2 separate regions of the Homo sapiens genome follow, and region 2 is linked to region 1. The links are chromatin loops, found by intact Hi-C in ENCODE. Cell type or tissue: breast epithelium. All regions are shown on one strand. Each heading gives the region's core, and the rest is flanking DNA. Links, peaks and the distances in the headings are about the cores only.

Evidence for each region. A loop is a pair of places that touch in the nucleus more often than their neighbours do. Peaks named below come from ENCODE experiments on the same cell type or tissue, not always from the same donor. Only the 100,000 strongest peaks of a DNase experiment are listed, where the experiment ranks them.
Region 2: a loop joins it to region 1, with 2.3 times the contacts of the local background. A loop is called at or near these places in 12 of 110 quality-filtered maps.

What each region holds. Positions count from the first base shown.
Region 1 is chr7:149,668,028-149,670,942 of GRCh38, forward strand. No RefSeq gene overlaps it. Among named protein-coding and RNA genes, the nearest start is that of TRC-GCA21-1, 4.7 kb to the left of the region's middle. In breast epithelium, for the core only: a CTCF peak has its summit at 1,363; a DNase peak (open chromatin) is centred at 2,481.
Region 2 is chr7:149,719,494-149,722,408 of GRCh38, forward strand. KRABD3 (KRAB domain containing 3) reads left to right here. Exons shown (of 17, transcript NM_001290187.2): 2 at 53-179; 3 at 515-634; 4 at 1,342-1,497; 5 at 1,890-2,042. Among named protein-coding and RNA genes, the nearest start is that of KRABD3, 6.0 kb to the left of the region's middle. RefSeq lists an enhancer at 766-1,660. In breast epithelium, for the core only: no CTCF peak of the experiment used is centred there; a DNase peak (open chromatin) is centred at 1,148.

The sequences.
Region 1 (2,915 bases), core at 87-2,586:
CACATGAATTTTGATTTGTTATATCTTTGTTAACATTTGGTTCAAGATACTTTCTAATTTCTATTTTGATCTCTTCTTTTGCTTATAGGTTATTTGGAAGTGTATTGTTTGGCTTCCAAGAGGCTGGGGATTTCTAGTTATTTCTGTTTCTCATAACTTAGCCTAATTCAGCTATAATATGGTCCGAAAACATTCTCTATGATTTCAATCCTCAAATTTGTGGCAACTTACTTTATATCACCAAATATTGTTAACTTTGATAAATGTACTGTGCGCATTAAAATATATAAAATGTGCTATTGAATGGTGCACTGTTCATTATATATCAAATAGGTCATATTTTCTGGTTGTGTTATTCAGATTCTTCATATGCTTAGCAACATTTTATTTGCCTTTTCTATTAGCTACAGAAAAAGGTGTGTTAAAATCTGCCACTATGATTAAGGATATGTCTATTTCTATTTTTAGTTCTATCCATTTTTGTTTATTTTCACACTATATTTTTAGGTGCATTCAGATTTGGGATTATAATAGCTTCCTGCTAGATTGACCTCCTTATCATTTTTAAATATCCCCTCTATCTGTAGAAACTCTTATCAAGTTAAAGTCTATTTTGCATCATATTAATATTGCTATACTAGCCTCTTTGGTTATTGTTTGTACGGTGTGTTTTTATTTATACTTTCACCTGCTATATGTGACCCTACGCTTAAGTTTCAACTAAGCAACTTATAGTGTGGTTTTGTTTTCTCATTCAGTCTGAAAATTTTATATTTTAATTGGAGTTTTAAATACTTTTATATTATTTAAAGTAATTGGGTTATTTACTTTCAGCACTGTAAAAATATTGTTTCATGTCACCTGGCTCCCATAATTTCTTTTGGCAAATCATCTGTTAATTGTAAAATTTGATTTTTTTCCCTACTGATTGCTTTTTCAGATTTCTCTTCCTCTCTCTCTCTTTTTTTTTTTTATTTTTTCTTTGAGACGGAGTCTCGTTCTGTCACCCAGGCTGGAGTGCAGTGGCACAATCTTGGCTCACTGCAACCTCCACCTCCTGTGTTCAAGTGATTCTCCTGCCTCAGCCTCTCAAGTAGCTGGGATTATAGGCACATGCCACCAGGCCTGGCTAATTTTTGTATTTTAAGTAGAGATGGGGTTTCACCATGTTGGCCAGTCTGGTCTTGAACTCCTGACGTCAAGTGATCCGCCCACCTCAGCCCTACCAAAATGCTAGGATTACAGACGTGAGCCACCGTGCCTGGCCTCTTCCTCACTCTTTAAAAACATGGTTTCTTTTGGTTTTGTTTGTATGTTTTGTCCTCTGTCTTTTCCTCCATCACCTACAGATGGCGTTAATATTCTCCTTTGTTTTTATTTCCTTTTGACTAACTGAATTTCTTAAATAAGTGGGTTGATGTTTTCCATTAGTTTTGGAAAATGCTTGTCAATTATCCTTTCACATCTTGGTTTTGCTTCATTCACTTTCTTACCTCCTTTTGGAATTTCAATGACATGTAAGAACTTTTAACTGTTTCCCATTTATATCCTATTTTCCTTTTCTTTTCATCCATTCTTTACCTTTCTGTGCTTCAGTTTAGATATTTTTCTATTGATTTGTTTTTCTGTTCACTAATCCAGTGGTCCACTGTGACTAAGTTTCTGTTAAATGCACGTATTACAATTTTAATGTTAAATATTATAATTTTTGTTTTAGAATTTCCTTTGAATTTTTTCTTACAAATTAGAACGTGAAATTCACACTTTTCTCACATTTTTTCTATGTTCCTGTTTTCCTAAATATATTATCAAAGTTATTTTAAATTCTATGATATCTAGATCACTTGCTTCGACTGTCTGTTTTTCTTTTGGTTTTGTTCATATTTCTCTGACTGTTGATATACCTAGTAATCTTTATTGAATGCCAGACATTGTGTATTAAAAGAATAAAGGCTCTCAATAAAATTATTTTCTACTAGACAAAATTCACCCTCCTCCTCCTCTTCCTGCTCTTCCTGCTCCCTCCTCCTCCTCCTTCTTCTGCTTCTTCTTTTTTGAAAGAAGATAGAGTGGAGGGCTGATGATTTTAAACCAATAAGGAAATGAGTGGTCTTTTCTGCTAAGAAAAATGAAAATGTAATTTTGGTAATGCTCCTTCTATCTGTGACTTGTCCCACTTTTTGAGCGTTGCCCTACCAGGTTTGCAATAAAAAACCTGGCAGGTCTTTCTCTTCTCAACCGAAAAATCCACTCTTGTTTTTAGAGTTTGGGCTTATATTTCTGGATTCTTCCTTCATGGAGCTTCACAACTCAGCAATTTTCTTGAGGAGTGAAACCAGCTATGTATTTAAGGACTCTAAAGTCTCCATTTTCATGCTCCAGCATTGTACATCTGTTCAAAAGCTCCCTTGGTGTTCCTATTTCCTGACACATGTATGCTGGTGCCAACATTGGGAGCTCAGCCTCTAGCTGGGCTTAGAATTGGCAAGTGTCCCAGAGAAACAGTGGCTGCAGATCCTCAGTGTCAATTCACTACTTTCTTCAGGGCTTTCACTTTCTCCTGGCGTGTTCTTTCCCCTTTCTCTACCCCAGGAATTTTCATCTTCTTAGTACCATGAAATTGTTATAAATTCTGTTCTTTTTCCCAGAGATTTTCCTTAATTTTATAACCTCTTGCCCCACATAGTTTTAGAATTCTGAAAATGTCTAGAGGTAAAAAACAGCTATATGTTTAATGTCCCCCAAGTCTACAGTCTTGTCACAGCAACCCTGAGTGACCAACAAAAGTTTCATTGGGTTCCCAGTACCTCAGCAGCAGCCCTATGCTTGGACCTAAGGCAGATTATCAGCCTGCACCCAAGACTGGAAAATGCTCTCAGGTAAAATGTGACTGCAGTCCGTCAACTCACTTCCAA
Region 2 (2,915 bases), core at 98-2,597, 51 kb after region 1:
GCTGTCCCCTCTGGGATGGAACAACCAACCCCCCCGGAGACTGTGCCTGCAGGTGTCCATCACCTTCAAGGACTTGGCCGTGCGGTTCTCGGAGGAGGAGTGGCGGCTCCTGGAGGAGGGGCAGAGGGAGTTCTACCGAGACGTGATGCGGGAGAACTACGAGACGCTGGTCTCTGTGGGTAAGGACGGGAGGGAGCAGCACGTGTGGCAGGAGCCTGGTGGGCGGTGGAAGGGAGGCCGGAGTCCCTGGACCCGGCAGCCTTAGTCTTTCCACCTGAGAAATGAACACGGGGATCGTTCACGCTGCTGCTATTCTATGTCCCGGGACCGGGTTCTAGGTACAATTCGGTGGGGGTATGCGGCGGCCTCTGAGGTTCCGACCACTCTGCGGTTCTTTGAGTTTAAGTGGTCACATGAATGTGCACAGACCTGCAGGGGCCTGGGCTGCTATGCAACTGTGTGCGAAGCGGAGACCACTCCATTCCCAGGGCCACAGTTCCCTCTTCTTTCCCAGGGACAGCTGAGCTGCTCCCCCTCTCTGCTTTCCTGTCACCCTCAGAGCCTGGAAGAGCTGTTGGGGGAGGGAGCCACGCTGATGAGGGGCAGGAGCCTGCTGGTTGTGGAGATCCCCAGGGTAAGTTATCTGTCAGACTTTGGGTGTCTCCTCCCACTCATCGGTCCTCAGCCCCAGGCAATGCGTGACCTCAGCCTACTCAGTCCAGCCTCTCACCTCCCTGCCTCCCCTACTGCAACCTCCCAAGCTTTCACCCCTCATCCCTCTGGGCTGGAAGCCTGTTATGCAGAGAAGCACTCAGAGAAAGCCTGGGGTCACCCTGGAGAGTACCTCCTGCCTCAGGCCCCCCACCCACCACCACCCTGAAGCCTTATCACAGCCACCCCTGCAGAACCTGCTCCAGCTCCCAAAAGTCCTGCCACGAGGCTTACATCCCAAGACCTCAGATGGTGGATGTGCTCCACCGGCCCAGACTGGGCAAGGCCAGGCATTTAGGGGGTGCCAGGAAAGGCAGAGGGCCCAGATGGTGGAAGAAGTGTAGCGGCAGCCCGCCTGGGCATTCCCCTGGGAGGCATGGAGATTAATGAGTAACGTAGAACAGAGGAGCCCTGTTACCCAGGCCCCGCCCCCATGCCCTGGCTGTCCCTTGGCCAGAGCGCCTGGCCTGAGCCCAGGTCCTCTATATCTCATGGGACATGGTGTCTCCTCTGGCTGCTCCTCATGTGGCTGGGAGGATTACGTGAGATGCTGGGTGTGAAAACACGCACGTAGGTGTGAGTGCTGAGCAGCCGCAGGGGTGCGGGGGGGTCACTGTGGCCTCTCTGCAGGGGGACAGCCCCGGCACAGCCTGCACCTCACAGCCCTGGTGCAGCTGGTGAAGGAGATCCCAGAGTTCTTGTTTGGAGAAGTCAAGGGCGCTATGGACAGCCCCGAGAGCGAGAGCCGGGGAGCCAGCCTGGATGGAGAGAGAGCGAGCCCCGAGGGTAAGTCAGACAGTGGGGCAGTGCACGCAGCCTCCTCTGCACTCCGCATGATGAAGCACAAGTCCACGGCACTGCACTGCATGTGGGCTTGCAGGCACAGGCCGGGAGGCAGAGTCACCTGCTGTTCCTCGTGGCTAGGCCGTGTGCCGCCCTCTGAGCACATGCCCATAGCTGGCGAGAGGGCAGCTCTGACTTTCGCATGGTGGTTTCTGTGTGGCTTTGTCACCCTCCACCCACCATGGCCCCATTCAGAGCCCAGTGATGACAACACATAGGTGGCTGACATCCTGGTCATTGTTAGTACATGGCAAGGAAAGGACCCAGAATGTGACAGTGTGACAATGTTAGGGGCATCTTACCAGTTGTTGATTCTCCCTCTTTCCCGACAGCAGCTGCGGCAAGAGAGCCCTGCCCTCTCCGAGGCCTGCTCAGCTGCCTTCCAGACGGCCCTACCAGCCAGCCCCACCTGGCCACCACGCCCACCGACAGCTCGTGTTCCAGTGGCCCAACTGGTGACGGGGTCCAGGGAAGTCCTCTCCCCATCAGTGAGTCTGACACAGCAGGGACAGGGAGAACCAGCATTTCAAAAGCCCTGATCGTGGCGTCAGAGGACCTGGACCCTGTGCCCTCTTCATTTTTTTCTAGGACTCAGTTCCCCTGTTGTGCTGTTCTTTTGTTAACAAAGTACGCCAGGGAGCAGGACAACATATTTAGCCTCTGGTGTAACCACCAAAGAGGAGGCATGATGCTCAGCCCCTGGGGAGCCTGTCATCCCGCCCCGATCACTGAGCACTTTGTACACAGAAAGTCTCCGGCAGTTTCTAACATGCAGGCCCACGGCCAGCAGCATTGACCTACCTGTGTGCACTGGTCTGATCCTTAGACCGTCTCATCACAGCAACCCTAACTGCAGAGCAGGGCAAGGGGAGCTCCTAGGATTTCTCTGGGGTCTCATTTTATTTTTAAAACTTCTCACAAATTTTGCATGTCTGTTTTTATAAAAAAGTACTTCAAATTTATATGGAATAAAATTGGCACTCCCAAAGAGCATACCCCATTTAGCTGTGGTTTCATCTGGTGTTCAGGGGTCGTCGGGCACACTTGCTCTGGGGTTCTGTGTGCCCTGTGTGTGCCCTGGTTTGAGAAGCGTGAGTGTGAGATTGTGGCCTACATGTCAAGGCTGCCGGCATCACTTCCTGAGCCAAATTCCGAGGCTGGGCTCAGGGGGAAGGGTCTGGGAGTGTTCACAGTGAACCAACAGTCTTGCTGTTTCCAGTTAAACCAGAAAGAAACGGTAAAGGCCCTCAGCCCACCTCGAACAGGGACTTGGGTGGCTGGAGAGGGCTGTCCTCTATGGGAACCAGATCTGGTGTGATTTTCCAGAGTCTGGAGCTGGGGCTAGAAAGGCCCTCTTGTCT